Regions from separate parts of the Homo sapiens genome. Here all the other regions are linked to region 4. Evidence: chromatin contacts called from ENCODE Hi-C or POLR2A ChIA-PET data. All regions are on one chromosome and are shown on one strand. The core of a region is the stretch at or near the end of the contact, and the rest is flanking DNA. Distances in the headings are between cores, read along the strand shown.

The links. A loop is a pair of places that touch in the nucleus more often than their neighbours do. ChIA-PET counts read pairs that join two places held with the same protein, here RNA polymerase II (POLR2A). Pooled maps may share reads with other maps.
Region 1: a map of CD4-positive, alpha-beta T cell shows a loop between it and region 4 (5-fold over the local background). The contact joins the promoter of UHRF2 here to the promoter of RFX3 in region 4. A Hi-C loop is called at or near these places in 4 of 168 maps with a recorded cell type or tissue (CD4-positive, alpha-beta T cell, CD8-positive, alpha-beta T cell, ascending aorta and 1 more), 7 of 37 single-sample maps with no recorded cell type and 19 of 50 pooled maps. POLR2A ChIA-PET finds 5 or more read pairs at or near these places in 8 of 52 experiments (CD4-positive, alpha-beta T cell, CD4-positive, alpha-beta memory T cell, CD8-positive, alpha-beta T cell and 5 more).
Region 2: a map of CD8-positive, alpha-beta T cell shows a loop between it and region 4 (10-fold over the local background). The contact joins the promoter of BRD10 here to the promoter of RFX3 in region 4. A Hi-C loop is called at or near these places in 7 of 168 maps with a recorded cell type or tissue (CD4-positive, alpha-beta memory T cell, CD8-positive, alpha-beta T cell, aorta and 3 more), 1 of 37 single-sample maps with no recorded cell type and 18 of 50 pooled maps. POLR2A ChIA-PET finds 5 or more read pairs at or near these places in 7 of 52 experiments (CD4-positive, alpha-beta T cell, CD4-positive, alpha-beta memory T cell, activated B cell and 4 more).
Region 3: a map of ascending aorta shows a loop between it and region 4 (7-fold over the local background). The contact joins the promoter of ERMP1 here to the promoter of RFX3 in region 4. A Hi-C loop is called at or near these places in 6 of 168 maps with a recorded cell type or tissue (CD4-positive, alpha-beta memory T cell, CD8-positive, alpha-beta T cell, ascending aorta and 1 more), 1 of 37 single-sample maps with no recorded cell type and 20 of 50 pooled maps. POLR2A ChIA-PET finds 5 or more read pairs at or near these places in 3 of 52 experiments (CD4-positive, alpha-beta T cell, GM12878 and naive thymus-derived CD4-positive, alpha-beta T cell).
Region 5: a map of CD8-positive, alpha-beta T cell shows a loop between it and region 4 (4-fold over the local background). The contact joins the enhancer-like site here to the promoter of RFX3 in region 4. A Hi-C loop is called at or near these places in 3 of 168 maps with a recorded cell type or tissue (CD4-positive, alpha-beta memory T cell, CD8-positive, alpha-beta T cell and naive thymus-derived CD4-positive, alpha-beta T cell), 1 of 37 single-sample maps with no recorded cell type and 9 of 50 pooled maps. POLR2A ChIA-PET finds 5 or more read pairs at or near these places in 1 of 52 experiments (GM12878).

What each region holds. Positions count from the first base shown.
Region 1 is chr9:6,411,738-6,415,158 of GRCh38, reverse strand. It overlaps UHRF2 (ubiquitin like with PHD and ring finger domains 2), which reads right to left and starts at 1,960. Exons shown (of 16, transcript NM_152896.3): 1 at 1,516-1,960. The coding sequence starts at 1,668. RefSeq lists silencers at 1,143-1,572, 1,643-1,822, 2,103-2,242.
Region 2 is chr9:6,007,043-6,010,407 of GRCh38, reverse strand. It overlaps BRD10 (bromodomain containing 10), which reads left to right and starts at 1,926. Exons shown (of 8, transcript NM_001017969.3): 1 at 1,926-3,213. The coding sequence starts at 2,621. It overlaps MIR4665 (microRNA 4665), which reads right to left and starts at 2,582; the gene lies at 2,504-2,582. RefSeq lists silencers at 1,859-2,378, 2,429-2,658, 2,849-3,008 and enhancers at 1,896-2,395, 2,396-2,897, 3,029-3,258.
Region 3 is chr9:5,831,357-5,834,895 of GRCh38, reverse strand. ERMP1 (endoplasmic reticulum metallopeptidase 1) reads left to right here and starts at 1,779. Exons shown (of 15, transcript NM_024896.3): 1 at 1,779-2,206. The coding sequence starts at 1,869. RefSeq lists silencers at 1,693-1,912, 1,993-2,212.
Region 4 is chr9:3,524,099-3,527,808 of GRCh38, reverse strand. RFX3 (regulatory factor X3) reads left to right here and starts at 1,808. Exons shown (of 17, transcript NM_001282116.2): 1 at 1,808-2,062. LOC124902110 (a long non-coding RNA gene) reads right to left here and starts at 1,324. Exons shown (of 8, transcript XR_007061398.1): 1 at 1,032-1,324. RefSeq lists enhancers at 864-1,163, 1,424-1,473, 2,051-2,667 and silencers at 1,654-1,843, 2,274-2,363.
Region 5 is chr9:5,850,111-5,853,658 of GRCh38, reverse strand. It overlaps a transcript of ERMP1 not described here. Among named protein-coding and RNA genes, the nearest start is that of ERMP1, 19 kb to the right of the region's middle. Within about 2 kb of position 2,003, at least 5 of the 41 ENCODE cell types and tissues checked have a DNase peak (open chromatin) inside an H3K27ac peak, as active enhancers do; they include GM12878, where a contact is called at or near this core.

The sequences.
Region 1 (3,421 bases), core at 711-3,210, 2.9 Mb before region 4:
ATTTTAGGAGTGTTGCCCAAGAACATCCTTCATTTCTATCTCTGGTGCTGAAATCACCAGTGTCCTAGGAATTCATGTACTATTTGTCCCCAGCTAGAAAATAAAATGCATCAAACGATTACATGCTTTTTCACTTGTGATCAAAAGGAAACGGTATCAGCCACTTGAGGCACAGCAAAGCAAATCTATGTAGTATTTAACAAGTGTACAATTATTTCAAAAGCAAAGCTTACAACTAAATACCTGTTTTTACAAGTCAAACACTAAGAAGTCAGTACAAAACTGGCTGCAAACACAAATCAAAGGTGCTATAACATTATTTTAAAGAGAGAAGGAAAGGGGAAAAAAAAGCTCTCTCCTTCCCAAAGTGTAATTTGTTACTATGAAATTTCTGGACAGTCTTCGAAGACTAAGCCTGTGAAGGGGAGGAAAATATTCCTTTTAAGTAGTTTGCAACTGTAGGCTACTTCTACCAAATCAAAGAGCTACACTTATTTAAAACCACAGGATTGGAGCCAAACTGTGGTCTATCAACTCAGGATGCCAACTTTTTAGTGTATTAACAACAACATGAAGACAAAGAAAAATACGATGGGTCTGAGTGGCTAGGGATATAGATTGTAAGAGACTTGTGGAATAGGAAAAAAACTTAGACTGGCCAGACCATAAAAATACCAGAGATGCCCACAGACAGCCTTCAAGTATGCACCGCTGGCTATGCTGCAGTGCTATGCTTAAAGCGTGAACGACATGAGTATTAGAAGGCGAGAAGTAAGAAAAGCAAACAGTCTTACACTCCTTTTCACTTCGGGAATAAAACTCTTGGCTTATATAGGGCATTCGTAAACCCGGCCCCCGGTTAAACCGACAGTTTCTTCATGCCCAGGTCTCTAACCTCCCTCGAGACATTCCAAACCTAGGAAAGGCGGCGAGGGAGAGGGACCAGAAGTTCTGGAAACCCTTCGAATCTTCAGTTTGCGCGAATCCTACCACAGTCAGGAAGCAGAGTTAGGGTTCTTATTCTTGAGAGCTCAATGCCCGAGTTTCCCCTGTTTGAGAGCCGAAGACGCGGAAGAGCCGCGGAAGCCAGGCGAACGCTCAGCCGGGTTAGCCAGCTCTCCGGGTCTCCCGCGCGGTGGCATGGCCGCCAGAGCCCTCTGCCCTCCCCGCCCTCTGGGGGCCCCAGGCCCCGCCGAGCGCGGGAAGCGAGGGACCTGGGCACCCAGTGCCTACGGCCGCTGTCCTACCAAATACAAACGGCGAGATATTTGCGCTCCGGACGCCCTCACTTCTGACCCCGCGCGGCGCACCTCCAGTTGGGGCTGGCAGGGACCCACTCCCCACCATTCGGCGGGACTGGGCCCCGCACCCCGCGCCTCGCGGGGGCTGCCCACCCGCAGCGGAGCCAGGTGAGCCCTGCGCGCGCGGCGCACAGAGCCCTCGGACCGGTGCGTCCAGAGGAGCCCAGCTGTTCCGGCCCCCAGCCTCGCTAGGGGCGCGGCGGGCGCGCCTCACCTGCTTGCCCCGGTAGAAGAGGCGCTGGCATTCGGGCCGCACGTCGAACAGCGCCCACACCCGCTCGCGCAGCTCCTCAATCGTGGCTTTGCGAGACACGTCCTCAATGGTGCACGTCTTGGAGCCATCAATGGTGCGAACCTGTATCCACATCTTGGCGCCTAGAGAGGAACCGGTCCCCTTTGTCTCCCCCTGAGCTCTGGGCGCCGCGCCCCGCCCGGCCCGCGCCGCTTTCCCTGCGGCTCGGGCCCTCAGCGGCAGGCGGGCGAGCGCGCCCACCGGACCGACCGGACGCCGGGCCCGACAGGCGGCGACGACTCTCAGCGCGCGCGCCCGACTAGCCGACTTGAGGAGAGACGACCGGAACCACTCTGAGGCGCTGCCGCAGACACCGCCTCAAAGATAGGAAGAGGCCATGTCTGCGCCGCGCAGAGTGTTTACTTATAGAGCTGGAGCTCCCACATGGAGGTCACGGCGCCAAGCCGGATCTCGCGAGATCCACGCCGGGCTCCGCCTTAAAGAGGAAGCGGCCCGGGAGAGGGTTACAGACCCGAGGGAACGAAAATGGGCAGGCGCGGAGAGGGCGGGTCGGAGGGGCGGGGCTACCAAAAGCCGTTACTTGCCCCACCGCCTGCACCTGGCCACTGGGCACGCCCTCTAGCCTTTGGGTTTCGGAAGATTGCGCGGCTACCACATCGGTTGCCGTTTTGAGGCCTCGTTTCAGAGCTGAGGGGGCGGGTGCCTCCTCAGGCTTAGCGGATATGGTTCTTTGGTCTCAAAAACACACCAAAAATAAGAAACCCTGGCGTGCACTTGTATAATCCTGGAAAGGGGGCGCGGGTGGGTGCGGCCTAAACTTCCGAGAAAGAACTGAAGGAAATGTGTGCGCTCCACCGCGCTCAACAGGAAAGCTCCCGCCACGCGGCCTGGCGGGTCGGGTCGCCCGGGAAAGGCCCCGGGGGCCCTCCTGCTTCGCGAACACGTTTCCCGCCTGGCCGCAATGCTACTTTCGCGCGGAAACCCACTTCCGAGGGTTTCCCGTCGCCTGGCGGAGGCGGCAGCTCCAGGCCTATCCTCAGGCCGCGGGTCCCGCTGGGATCGCCCTCTCTGGCTTGCAGCGCTCCCAGCCGGCCCTCCGGCCTTGGAGAAGTCGGGGCAGCTGCCCGAAAGGCCGCTCTCTAACTCCGGACATTTCCGTTCGTAGACTTTCCGCGTTAGGGGTGCCTTTGGCCTAAGGGATTGCGGGTTTGCGGGAAACAGTTTTAAATAATGCAGAGCTACGCGCCTCCGAAGAAAGAACTCCAAAGACCCTACTAGGATTAAACCCTCAGAAGTGGGCCCAACGCAGCACTACCTAACAGGGCTTCCCCCACCCCCCACCCCGCCTTCTTAATCCTTCCCTGCTACAGCTGGGGAGTCGGGGTGGGGGTGAGTGGGTTTATTTTATTTTATTTATTATGTATGTATGTATGTATGTATGTATGTATTTAGAGACGGAATCTCTCTCTGTCGCCCAGGCTGGAGTGCAGTGGCGCGATCTCGGCTCACTGCAAGCTCCGCCTCCCGGGTTCACGCCATTCTCCTGCCTCAGCCTCCCTGGGGTAGCTGGGACTACAGGCGCCCGCCACCGCGCCCGGCTAATAGTCTCGATCTCCTGACCTCGTGATCCACCCGCCTCGGCCTTCCAAAGTGCTGGGATTACAGGCGTGAGCCACCGCGCCCGGCCAAGTGGGTTTATTTTAAATGAAAATATGTCTTCTCAAGAAGGGAGAGAGGATATAAACGTAAACAAAACAAGACAACTTGGACTTCACATTTGCCAAAATCGGTAACTTAAATATTCACATAGGTGCTAATTATTCCCATAAAGGTACAGTACCATTTTTTTGTAATAAACTAATAAACA
Region 2 (3,365 bases), core at 677-3,176, 2.5 Mb before region 4:
TCAGCCTCCCAAAGTGCAGGGATTACAGGTGTCAGCCACCGTGCCCAGCCCATATTTCTTGTGTAATAGAGTTTCTTTTTTAAGATCAAGGACCCGATCCTACTTTCATTATAGTTAAGTTGCTATCATCTTGACCTCTTCATAACCTAGAGTTGAGGTTCCTTCTACTCACCCACACCTTTCTCTTTTATATAATCTTAATTAAGAAACCCTTTATCAACATTTCTAGCAATTCCCTACACTTTTATGTATGAGGAATTAGAAATTCTGCCAGATGACTTGGAATTAGGCACCTGGAGTTTTTGAAGTATGACAGACCTAGATTTTAACTTTGTTTAACAACTTTCTTAAACTAAGAGGCAGTTTCCTCATCTGAAAAATAAGGTTAATACCTAGCTGATAGGCTTGTTGTGAGATTAAAGGAGACAATGAATATAAAGTGCTTAGTGGCACAGGGTTCAATAATGTAAGCTAATATTGTCCAAGAGTCATGAAATAGAGCTGATGACTAAAGAGGAGTAGAGGATGTTTGCTTGGGTACGTTGGGCTTCAGATTCCTGGGCTTTGTCGAAAGAAAGGAGGAATGTCTAGTCAGACACACGTTTTGGTTGCCAGGTGCTGAAGTAAGACTGATCCCTGCATTTTTCTTTCTGTGAGCTGAGGTTCTGTGGACTCTTCAGAGTCCACAGACTCTTCTCTGAGGGGAGAGAACCCTGTAAATGCGTTATATATTACAAATGTCTGATGAGAGGAGACCTCGAATACTAGATAAAAGGTATGTGTGGAGGACAGTGTGAATACCCTAACAGAGCGTTCCCGCTTCACTATTTTACTTAAGAGTGATACTTAACTTACTGGACAAAAACAGCTTTGAGGTTAAAAAAAAATTTTATCACTGCTTTAAAGTTCACATTAATGAGAAGTAAACAATTGCAAGAGTCAGAGTATCCTAATCATTTAGTTATACACATTTTACTTTTAAAATGCATGATTTCTGTAATTTTGTTTTTGTGTTTAGGTAATTCTAGGTTTTAACGAGGGTTCTGTGTACCTAGAAAAAATAATATGTGCGTCTTTCAAATAGAACATGAGGAAATAGTAGTATTTGCTTTATGGAACCATGAATTCCTACCTCCCAACTAATTTTAAGTAACATGTAAACCAATGTGAATGATGAGTCCACTTTTTAGTCATTAAACAGTAATTGTAAAATGTAGTGAGATTATCAGCCCATGCAAACAACTGTTTAATGCTGTACAACTCAGACATGAACTATTTTGACTGTTTTCAGTCCCAAGAATTTGTTTAAATGAGGTTCCATTCTCTTTATTCTTAACAGATCTCAAGAATCGGGAGGGTGGAAATTTGTAACTGAAAACATGGAATTAGTTCCAAAATATGAATTGATGTTAAGAGCTGGGGTTCTAAAAATCACTTCCTTTTCTTCTGCATGTGAACGTATGGTCGAGTCCTTAAACTTTCTTTCTAAACTTCTCAAAATTCTGGTTATATATAGAAGACCCGCAGTCACAAGGGAGAAAGGGTGGGAACAGAATGTAAATTTTATAGTAGAGAAGATTTACATTTTGCGCTTTCTCACTATTCATTTGCCATTAACAAAGGTTATCTAGCAACTTTAATTTTAGTTTGGGGGGCTAACACGGGTCTTGCAAAAGAAGTTTCCTCTTGAAGCACTTGCTTTAAAAAAAGCCTTTTGGCCACCTTCCCAGGCGGTAGCGAATTAAGCTGCGCAGGCGCCTTGCTTCCCCCTCCATCAACATGTTCGATTGGCCTACGATTGATTACATCATTGGTCCGCGCAACCCTAGCAGGCTTCTGGGCCTGTAGCTGAGCCGAAGCTCTTCCTTTTGCGTAGCGGGGCGGGGCACGATGGTGGCGGGGGGGGAGGGGGGAATTGTTCTACTACGCATGCGCACCGGGGATGGCGACAGGGCCTCTTTCTTTGCTTCTCTCCACAGCTCTTCCCAGCCGGGGGGCTGAGTGCCCTCCCCCTTCTCTCCCTGCCCCTCCCCTTTCTCCCCCCTCACCGCCCAGCGGGGCTTCTAACTGACAGTTGTCGCCGGGCCCCGTCCGTGCACCGCCTCCTTCTGCCCGTGTCCCCCGCAGGTAGAGGGGGGCGGGAGGGGGTGTGAGGGAGAGGAGGAGCCGGAGCCGCCGCTGCGGCCCCCTCCGGGGAGGGGAGAGGAGAACCCCCTTCCTCCTCGCCCCCTCCCAGCCCCCCGCTGGCCCGGGAGGGGGTGGGGCGCCGAGGCCGCGGCGACCCGGCAGGGCCTGGCCGGTGAAGAGCAGGCGGGCGGGGTGCGGAGGGGTGAGGCCGGCGAGGGCCGTGCGCGCGCCGCCGCCGGGGGGGAGGGGAGAGGAGGGCACCTAGGCTCTCCTCTTCTCTCCCCCCTCCTCGCGCGCCATGTAACCCCGCCCCGCCGGCGGTGAGCTCAAGACCCCCGCGCGCACCGAGCCGAGCCGGCGGCTGAGGAGAGCCAGGCCCGATGTGGCGGGGGCTACGCGCCGCGGCCGAGCCGTGAGGAAGCGGCTCGCGCTCACGCGTCCCCCAGCACCTCGAGCGGCTGTTCCACACCGCCCAGCCTAGGCCTGCCGGGGCATGAGTGTGCCCGGGACGCCGGGAGCGATGGAGCCGGCTGGGGAGGAAGAGCGGCCGCCACCGGCGGCCGAAGGAGAGGACGACGAGGAGGAGGTGGCAGCGGCGGCCCAGACCTCAGGGCCGGCCCACGGAAGGAGTGCCTCCTCGCTGGAGGACGCGGACGATCAGGAGGAAGAGATGGAGGCGATGGTGATCGGAGGCGGTTGCTGCAAGGAGCAGGAGCTGACCTACGAGCTACAGCAGGGCTACCGCATCCTGGGCGAGTTCCTGCAGGAGAAGCACCGGGGCCTCACCGCCCCCTTTCTGCAGCCCTTGGGGGGCGTTGCCACCGCGGAGGAGGAGGTGGCGGAAGGGCCGCGCAGCGGGGGCCGGGGCGGTCGCGCCTTCCCGCAGCAGCCCGGACAGGGCATGTGTCTGCTGCAGATGGAAGAGAAGTTCGCCAGCGGCCAGTACGGGGGCATCACCGAGTTCGTGGCGGACTTCAGGTTGATGCTGGAGACGTGCTACCGCCTGCACGGAGTGGACCACTGGATCTCCAAACAGGGCCAGAAGCTGGAGATGATGCTGGAGCAGAAGTTAGCGCTTCTCTCTCGGTAAGCGAGCCCGGTCCCCGGTGGGACTGACAGACTGACACAAACACACACTCACACGTGCCCGAGGATGGGCTGGGCCAGGGGCCTGGGGGCGGCGCTGATAGGTGCTGAGTCGGTGCTGGAGAAGCCCGGGAGGAGGAGCGGCGCTGGGC
Region 3 (3,539 bases), core at 530-3,029, 2.3 Mb before region 4:
ATAAATACACGTGGACTCTGTGAGATTGTAACTTGAATAATGCCATGTGTACTAAAGGTACCAGATCCAGGAACTCAGATCTACCCGTCCCCAACAGCCAGGCAGCCAGGCATTTCCCTATTATGGTACCATGGGATATTGTCAGACATACACACACACACACACACACACACACACACACACACACACACATATATACATACATATAGTTATGACCATGGGCTAGGCTCTTATCCAGAGCTAAGCACTATGGATACAGTGATGATTAAATAAGATAGACACTGTCTTTAGTCTCATAGTGCTTACAGACTGAAAGGGATCTTGTAGAGCTAAAATTATGCTTGCTGCCACAAAAGTGGTATGTTTTCATTTTTTCATTCACTCAAGAAATATCTATTGACTACATACTATGTGTCATGCTTTGTGTTAAGAGCAAGGAATAAAATGGTGAGTAAAACCAGACCTGATTCCTGCCTTCGTGGGGCTTACAGTCTAATGAGGAAGTTATGAAATAGTCACATGCAAACATGGTGCTGTGAGATCCTACAAATAGGGGAAGCAAGCTTAATTAAATTAGGAGATTCTTGCTTGAGGAAGTACCACTTAATCTGAGATTTAAAGGATAACTAGGAGTTAAAAAGACAATGAGGAGAGAGAAGAACACTCCAGGTAATTCAAACAGCATGTGAGAAGATCCTATTGTAGAAGGAAAGATGCGTGCAGGAAGTCTTTGAAAGAGGCCAGTGTGGCTGGAGAGCTGGAAATAAGAAGCATCCTGGTGTCAGAGGAGCCTGAGAGGTGGGCAAGAGCAGGACTATAGGGCATTGTATGAAATCTGACATATGTGCTAAGTCAAAATCCGGCAGTGTGCTCTCCCAGTTGGTCTCTAGGTTAATGCTCATGCTAATGTAGCAACTCCAAGCTAGGGACAAAAAACCTTGGAGCAGAGAGGCTCATGGGTACCGGCAAGCTGGAAGAAGACTAGATAATCACTAGGATCTGCACTGAAACCAAGGCTCTGCTGCTTAACCGCCCCAGAGAGTCGTCAAGTGAAGAATGGCCTTTCTGAACCTTCACTTGCAGAGTGCTAATGTAGTAGTGGAACAGAATGCTGTTTTGGGAGCCCATGAAATTAGATTTACATTCTTCATCTGTTATCTCTACGTTTCTCAGGTTATAAAATGGGAACAAAGATATTTCCTTTTAAGTATTGTTAAAGATAATTAAATAAGATGATGTATTAAAGGACTTGACCTAGCGCTTAGCTCATAGCAGGTATTCAATAAATAATAGCCATTATTTTTCTTTATCTGTTAAATGGAGACAGTAATAGCACAGATTAAGTTGCTGAGTTATGAAGATCTGATTAGATTATGCATGTGAAAGCAATAGGCCGGGCCTCCTCTGCGTAATCTTATTTCTAATTTTAAGAGCCAGGAACCCACTTTTTTGGAGCCTGATGTTCTAATATTCCTTCCTTACGAAAGCCAGGTCATTGCTTTTTTCATCTGCCTGATGCACTGTAAGAGCCTTGTGTGTTCTTTCAAAAGCGATCTCTCATTTTTCTCGTTTTGGGTTTTTAGGTGTCTTTACATTTGGCAATCTCCGTCCTACAGAGGGCTGGAAAAGCCCTGCGGGAGACGGCATATCCACCACCCGCTGCTGGGTCGGCCCTGCAGCTGTGTGCACCCGAGAACTGCCAAAGAAGCTGGGTCTTGGCGCGGCGGGACGGGCCAATCAGAAGAAGTTTGGCCCTCTGCAGTTTCCGTCCGCTCACTAGGAGGCGCTGCGGCAGCGACGGCGGCGTCGGCGGCGGCCGGGGCTGTCGCGGGTTGGGGCGGTTGGGCTGGCAGCTGAGGCTCGTGGCCATGGAGTGGGGTTCTGAGTCGGCTGCTGTGAGGCGGCACCGCGTCGGAGTAGAGCGTCGAGAGGGAGCGGCGGCCGCGCCACCGCCGGAGAGGGAGGCCCGAGCGCAGGAGCCTCTGGTGGATGGGTGCAGCGGCGGCGGGAGGACGCGGAAGAGGAGCCCCGGGGGTAGCGGCGGCGCGAGCAGGGGCGCGGGGACCGGGCTGTCTGAGGTGCGCGCCGCGCTGGGGCTCGCGCTCTACCTGATCGCGCTGCGGACGCTGGTGCAGCTCTCGCTGCAGCAGCTCGTGCTACGCGGGGCCGCTGGACACCGCGGGGAGTTCGACGCGCTCCAAGCCAGGTACCGGCCGCTCCCTCCTGGCACGGCCCGCGCGTCCGTTTGCGGCTCCTGCGCAGGCTCCGGGGCACCGCACCTGTGTGCACCCGCCCCTGCCGGACCGCTGGGACTCGCTGACCCCTCCCAGGCTGCACGTGGGGTGGGGTGACCTTGCTTGTCCTTCTTCTGGGGTCTGAATTGCCGGGACTTGGGGCTTGCCTGTCCCCGGTTAAGCTCGTGGTGCAGATTGGGGTTGCCAGGTAGATTGAACCTGCTTTCCACTGTCTGCCCTTCGTGCAGATGGTTGGTTGTGAGTCGTCTCCCCATATTCTGGAACAGCTTCCCCTTTTTACCTTGCTTAGCCCTTCTGCTTTCCAGATGGAAATTTGTGTACCTAGACTGTTGTATAAATTCGCTTTGGGGGCGGGGAGTTTTGGAAGGCGCTAGTGCACTGTTCTAACTTTCTGAGGGTTACAGCCCCCACATCTGAAGGCTATAGAAACTCTTTCTGGAACACCGCCCAGTCAAAATTTGGTATGCAGTCTGATAAATTCTCAGATCCCTGCAGTTTATCTTTAGGCCCCTTGGATTAGTGACTGTGTAAGGTTTGACTTTTTTTTTTTTTTTTAAGACCTTTAAGAATGCTAGGAAAGGTGATTAAGTCAAAGATATTGTAACCCAGGTGTGTCAAAGCTCATGAAGTGTTAAGCTGGCGTCAAGTTTTCAACAGCTACTGTGTTCTAAAAAGTTTTTGCTAGAATGCAAAGTGTTGCAAGCTTATTAAGGACTTTCTGAAACGTCTCCCACCCCCACTTCCAGCTTTCCCCACTTGGAATGCAGTGAAAAGACAAAAACAGTTTTGTTTTCATTAGGGGTACAGTTGGTTTTGGCCTGAATTGAAGTTATTAGACCTTGGGTGTATGCTAGGAGGGCTAGGTCCATCAAAAGTTTCCCCCGCCCGCCTTATTTAACCTCTTGACTTGATTATTTTTGCTCATTGGTTTCTGCTACTTAAAGTCATTAACCCAGAATCTGTAACGTTCAGGAGTATGCACAGTGAAGTTATATTCTATCCTGCTTAGTCTTTAGCTTTTTTTGTTTGTTTTCTGAGACAGGGCCTGGCTCTGTCGCCCAGGCTGGAGTGCAGTGGCTCCATCTCGGGTCTGTAGCCTCCACCTCCCAGGTTCAAGCAGTCCTCCCACCTCAGCCTCTTGAGTAGCTGGGACTACAGGCGGATAGTAGTCTACATCTGGCTAGTTTTTGTAGTTTTAGAAGAGATGGGGTTTCACCATGTTGCCCAGGCTGGTCTCAAACTCCTGAGCTCAAGCAATCCACCCACCTCAGCCTCCGAAAGTCC
Region 4 (3,710 bases), core at 559-3,058:
AAGCCCTTACTACCACAGTGGGTCAGGAAACCTTTTAGCTTTAGCACTAGGCTCACCACTGTTCACTACTGCAACACATTATTATTGTAAGAACATCTCTAACTCATGAGATTATCAAAGGCAACAATATTACTTTTAAAAACGTACCCAAAGTAGCTGGTTCCTAAAACAAGGTAACCTTGTATTCTATGGCACGCAGCCATAAACTAAAACCACCGACTTTTAGGACTCTCGGCCTGTTTTTCCTCAAATGCGAATATTACCTAACACTGGTGTTGTTGGGATTACATGAGATAATGTATGTAAAACACTTAGCACCAGTTCTGGGACACAGAATGAGCTCAGTATTATTTTAGCGCTGGTGAACGCATGCCGGCCCAAATCCCTTACTTGCAGGTGCAAAAATTAAGCCTCAAGAGGAGAACTGACTTCCTAAGGCTCTACTTCTACTATGTCATTGTCCTGGTTAAGCAGCTTAGCGGCAAATGTTGGGAGATTTTGGGTATTGGCAGGGCCTGGGGGCATGTGCCTGCTGGACTCGAGTCTGCAGAGAATTGGAGGAGTCTGTTTGAACCATGAGGCATTACAGGCTGTGCCTTATCAACGGGTGTTTGAGATGGCAGGTTGTGTTAACAACATTCAACACAGACGGAAGCCATTCGTCTATCTCAATACAGCCACAAACAGCAAGACCCTCAGCTACAGTAGGCTGAGTAACGGGGGATGAGAGCACGGCAGGTAACAGGATCCGGGCTTGAGCTCAACTCCCAGTTCGGTCTTTAAAGAGGGGTGAGCACTTAAGGGCTGAAACTAACAGAACTAGAAACTAACAGGATGGTATCGCAGGCAGGTGTAAGCTACCCCGCCCCTCTACGCCTTCCGTCGAGGGGAACCGCCAAATGCGCTTTCTCAGCCTCCGGGCAGGGCAATTTCTTGCTCTCTACAGGCACTTACTCCCATCCCTTGTAGATAGGGAGTGATGACCTCGCTTTTTCGTTATGGAGTGAGGGCCGGACACGCTTGGACCTCACCTCTCCGCGCCACGCTGCGGCGGCACCGCGGGAGGCCGACTCGCGCCCACGCACACCCCACGCTCGCCTTCTCTAAGATGGCGGCAGAGGCAGCTCGCTCACGCCCCGCCGCCCGCGCTCCTCCACAAGTCGTGCCCTCAGGAGGCGGGAGCGGGTGAGAGCGCGGAAAGCAGGAGGGCGAGAGTGACGCGGACCCTCCAGTCTAGCGCAGGCCGCGGAGCCCTGAAGCGTCCAGGAAAAGGAAAAGCCAGGAGGCTGACGCTACCAGGAACACCGCCGGCGCCTCAGAAACTAAAAAGCGGCGGCACATCCGGGCCCCTCTGCCCGCCCCGCCCCGGAAGTAACGTATCGGGCAGGGCGGGGGCCGCTCTTCAAAGTGGATTCTTCCCTCGCCATAGCTCGTTTCTTCACAAAGTGCCTGGAATCACCCTCGCCACCCCCTCCCCCGGGTTAGCCGTTACTCTCTCGTGGCTCCGGGACGTCTCTGTACAAAGCTGGCTGCTGGGACAGGCAGCCCTCGTTTCACAGATAGTACCCCTCGCACCACGACTCCTGGGCCTCGCCAGCGCGTGTAGTAACGTCCCTCCGAGAGGACTCTTGGTGACCTCAGCCCCAGCCAAGCATAGGCGCACCTCTTCGGAGTCCTGCGGTGGAATCCCGGCCTCGTGCCCCGTCACCCCGCCGCCCCGCCACCCCACCCGGGTTTGGGGGCCGTCAGTCACAGCGCTGCGCCCTCCCCTTCCGGCGGCTTGGCCGGGCCCGCCTCCTCCCCTCTTCCCTCCCCCACCCCTCCCCGTGCGAGTGTCTCCCTCTCCCTCTCGCTCTCTCTCTCTCTCCCTCTCTCTCTCTCTTTTGTGAGTTATAGCAACCGTTGCCTTGTGAATCAAGCGCCATAGTCACCGTAGTCCTGGCGACTGTTACCCATCAACAACAACTACTCCTCTCCTCCTCCTCCTCCTCTTCCTCCTCCTCCTCCCCACCACCACCATCTCCATCACCCACCAACAACACCACAATAATCCACAGCCAAGGTGAATATTCTTCGGTCTCTACATGTGTGTGGGAGCGTGTGGCTGCGTGTGAACGCGTGTGTCCGTGCGTGTGTGTGTTCGTGTGTGCGAGCCGAGTGTGGCTGTGCTGGGGTCTCACTCCTGACACGGGGGCTGCCGCTGCGGCGCCGCCGCCGAGGGGCTCTGTTCCCCGGGCTTGTTTACAATGGACCCTGCGCGCCGCGGCTGGGTCGGGGGTGTGGGCGCCGCGCCGCCCGCCGGCCCCGGCCCTGCGCCGGCCGCACTTCAGGGATGGAGCGGGAGCTTGGGGGGCTGCGAGCCGAGCGGGAGAGGGAGCCACAGTTTTCCGATGCGGATGCTGGATCTTTCCCTTAGGTCTGGTCTGAGGAGGAGGGTCAGGTGAAGAGATAAGAATTTGTTCTTTCTTTAATTTTCTTCTTTTCCAACGCTGCTGTTTCCTGCTTCTTTCAAAGCCGAAATAGACAACAGTGTGCAAGGGGGGGACCCAAGAGGTGGTGTTTTGTTGTTGTTGTTGTTCACTTGTGGGGCCTTGTTATGGGTTTTGTTATTTTTAATCCTCATACGTTGGTGAACTTTTCCCACCGCCCATTCCCTTCATTTTTGCCCCTCTTTGCCTGGTGCTGAATGGGCTGCTCTTCTTTCACCATCATCAGCTTCATGGTTTTCTTTTTTCTTTTTAAAACTGTATTTTCTTTGTGCGGCAAACAGTCTTAACATCCATTCAGCACTCTTCCCTCCCCCTCTTTCTCCCCCCCCCCACACACCCCTTGCACACATATTGAAACCTGGGGCCTGTTCGTTGGGCCCTCTTTGCTGTACTGGGAAAGATGTTTTTCTTTTTTAAAGTCTGTCTCCTCTCTCTTCTTTGGTGTGTGTGTGTGTGTGTGTGTGTGTGTGTGTGTGTGTGTGTGTGTGTGTGCTTGTGATTTAAACCGGATGCAGGGCATCTGTGATACTTGGGTTAGTAGTTATTGACAGTGCTTTATCCTTCATGTGGAGGTGGGAGGGGGAGTAGTGAGGTTCCGTTTCACTTTGATGATCCTCCTTCCCCGCAGTAGAGTGTTAACAATTTTCATTGTGATTATGAGACTTTGTGATGAACAGGGAAGGGACACAAGGAAGCTTTGTGAGAACTCAGTTCACAGTGTTATTTGTGACAGTTATGGTACTTTAAGAGTTTTTTTTTTTTTAATCTCCTCATTTTCCTTTGAGAGTTGAAATTCAAGTCAAGTTCATAAAGAATGTATGAAGGTTCTCAACTTGAAACGTGTGTATATTTCACTTTCTTTCTGGTTAAGATCTAGGCATGTGTGTACTTAACATATTCTTTTTATTTACTTTTTGATTTTCTTTGGACAGTGACTTGAACCTGCTCAGGAGAGAGAACTTTTTCCTTTTTAAGTATTTCTTTTAAAAATTATTTTTCTCTGTAGATTTGAATACTTATTAGTCCTTATATAGTAGGTTCTTGGTTAACGTTAACCCAGTTTTACAGATCCCCTAAATTTGTTCATTTTTTTCAGCTTAACTTTTAGTTAATAGATTTATCAGTAGAGTTTTGATAATGAATGTGTGCTAAAACAAATATAATGTACTATTGTAGTTGCACATATTGAAGTTTTAAATTTACAGTTTTAAAATGCTTATT
Region 5 (3,548 bases), core at 754-3,253, 2.3 Mb before region 4:
GAGCACTTGTTTAGGACCCTTGCCAGGCTCTCTAACTCCCATCTGCCTGGCTTTCCATGATTTCCTGGTCCTTGTTTCTCCAGGCCAAACCACATTTAGGAACATACACAATCTGGAGTGCAGAATTCTTTGAACTTTATCTAGGTGGCTGTTTCTTAACCAACAGAGCATAGTTTCTTACAGGATATGTATGGCTCTTCTGGGAGATCAACACTGAAACCCCAGGGCATCTCTGAGCACAGCAACAGGACAAGAGAGAATTTAAGTGACATGGTGAAGGGGATCAGGTTATACCACCCCAAAGTATGCCACCTTGGCATATGATTATTTTGGGCTGAAAGCAATGGAGAAATAGCAGTTGTAAGAAGAGCTCTCTGCCCTTTCCTTTTCTGCCTAGAAGCAGGACATAAATTTCCCTTTGTGAAGGTGGCATAAATTTCCACCCTTCTCCTGTATCAGAATGAAGAAAGTAACCTATCACTAGAGACAGAAAACTGGCACTGAGATGAGTTGGCATAAAGACACCTTACTAAAGCAACCCTTGCTTTCCATTACTTTCCCTGTATACTTCCTAGTCACTTTCCTACAATTTTTCACCCCCAGAAGCCCAAACCCGTTTCCTTTGTCCATAAAATAGATGCTTTTTCCCCTGTTAATCTGTCTTTTGCCAGTTTAATTCTCAGGCCCCAGACACTGAACCTAAGAGGGCAGAGGAAAAGGTTTTTGCTGGTTTGTTTGTTTTCTCCCCTGTAGTGAAAAGAACTAACAGGTGAGATGACCCTGTAGTCAGGAAAGGATTTTTATCTCATTTACAAAAACATGTTTCAGTGTGATGAATTGAATCCTATCAGTTGCTGTTATTAATTTTTCTATATCTTCCCTGATTTCAAAAAGCATGTTTGAGGCAGCTTATTAAAATACATACAAGGTTAAAAAAATAGATAGCTATCCTTAGGATTTGCAAGGTGTTCACTTAAAACATTCTTTTTTTTTTTTTTTAATGAACATTCTCATAAAACATTCTTAAAATGGTTGGCTTCTTTGCTGATATGGCAGTAACCAAAGATTCCAGTATTTGAGCACATAAAAAATTCTGCTGCTATGGTGGGGTACAGTGGTTCACACCTGTAATCCCAGCACTTTCAAAGGCTGAGGCAGCTGGATTACTTGAGCCCAGGAGTTCGAGACCAGCCTGGGCAACATGGCAAAAGACCATCTCTACAAAATATACAAAAATTAGCTGGTGGCAATGCCTGTAGTCCCAGCTATGAGGGAGGCTGAGGAGGGAGGTCACCTGAGCGTGGGAAGGTCAAGGCTGCAGTGAGCCTTGATCATGCCATTTCACTCCAGCTACATGACAGAATGAGACGCTGTCTGGAAAAAAAAAACAAAAAAACAAAAAAAAACACTCTGCTGCTTACCTGTGCCAGAAATAACAACATCTAAAGTGAATACTTAAGAAAAACTTAATGACTGCTTGATTACCCTTAAGATTCTGCATTCTTTATAATGTTCTTTGCATTTCAAAAGCAGCCTATTTATTGCAGAAATTTACTTAACCTTTTGCTTTACTTGAGCATGTATGTATGTTGCTTAGATAAAAGTAATGACATAAACGTCTATATAATCTTAGATTTCATTTTTACTTTGAAATGGGAGCTTTTTTATTTATAAGGTCATGAAAAACTAAGTGTTTTTATTAAGAAATGAGATTTTTTAATGGCAGAAAAAATGACTTGTTGACTCATTATGAAATCAAAATCTCTCCAAGCTTTTAAAAAACTACTTCAAGCCATTCGTTAAGTAATATTCCTTTGTAAATCATCTTAGATTTAGTATTATAGTGTTTTCTCAATTTTTATGTGTGTTAAAATCAATTTTGTGGGGTGTATGTGTGTGAAGGGGAAAGGTGACTCACAGTCACAGTACCTAGTTTTGCAACTTTCAGGCCTTGGTTTTGTAGCTCCAGCTGCCACAGACTTAACAGCTAGACTGATTCTGAGTAAGAACAAAAGGGTTTGACCATAGAAGGAAGTTCCTTTAAGATCCTTGTGAAATGGTTATAATAAGCAGGTTGACTCTTGCCCCTTGGAGAGCACCACCCTGTGTAAGGCTGATATGATCACGAACCCTCCCTCGCCTCCTCCCACTTCTATATATTATCTGTGTGCATGTGTTTCTTCTCTCCATCTTTCTTGCATGCTCTTTTCTTTTTCTCTGTCTGACCCAAGAGAAAGAGAAATGTATTGATGAAAAGTCTTTAAATAGTGTAATTAATTCATTTATAGCATGTCAGAATAAATCAAAAAAGGACATTTCTCTGTAAAAAATAGGTAAACAGAAACAAATGAAAGAAAAGCTATGACAGGAAAATAAGGTATAGCAAATGTATGCCATAAGGTGCTGTATGACTGCTAAAGGTGTGCCTCAGATTTGGCTCTGAGCTTCCTAGTAGATAGAGAAAAGAGAAGAACAAATCAATTACAAGATGCACTATGTTCACAAATTGGAAACATCTTGGAGGCTTTGCTTGATACCAGCACAGCATAGAGATGTTGGGCCTAAAAGGGCTAACATCTTCAGATTTTGTTCTGAAGGGTCTAAAAGAGGGAACACAGTGTGAGATCTTTGGGAATAAGTCAAGGGAGGATGTCAGGGCATGGGCAGTTCCTGGATGGGGGATTGAATTGAGGGTGAGGTAACTGATCAAAGCTCTGGAGTTTTCAAAGGATGCAACCTTGTTCCTCATTCATTCTCTATTCTTCAGAGTCCTGCCCTACCTCCTCAGAGCTTGCAAGCTAGGACATGGCCAGAAGGCTAGGGTAGAATTACAGGGTGGCTGCCCTTTCAGGTATAGCATTTGGTACCACTGTTCACAATGGCCATGGGTTTCCAACTCTGACTGCACATTAGAATCATTTGAGCCATTTTCCAAAATTATACAATTGCCTGGCACCATCCAAATTAACTGAATACTGGGATTGGGCCCAGGATTTTTTGTTGTTGTTGTTTTTGGGTTTTTCTGATGCTTCATCTAGTTCTTATGTAGAGTGAGAGTAGAGAACCACTGACAGTGAGCATTTTCAGAGGTTTACGAACTTCACGGTATCTCAGAGTCACAGGAGGAACTTGTTAAACATTCAGTTTCCTCAGCCACATGCTCCCTCCCAATTCCCCCAACCACCCCAGAAGGCCAGGGAATTTTCTATTTCTTTTTTTCTTCTTCTTCTTTTTTTTTTTTTTTTTTTTTTTTGAGACGGAGTTTCATTCTCGTCGCCCAGGCTGGAGTGCAATGGTGCGATCTTGGCTCACTGCAACTTTCACCTCCCAGGTTCAAGCAGTTCTCCTGCCTCAGCCTCCAAAGTAGCTGGGATTATAGGTGCCTGCCACCATGCCCAACTAATTTTTGTATTTTTCGTAGAGATGGGTTTCACCATGTTGGCCAGGCTGGTCTCGAGGAATTCTCTATTTCTAGCAAGCACTCAGGGTAATTCTGATGCCGATGATCCACAGAGTCACACTAGTCCACAGAGTGTAAAGGGGGGGAG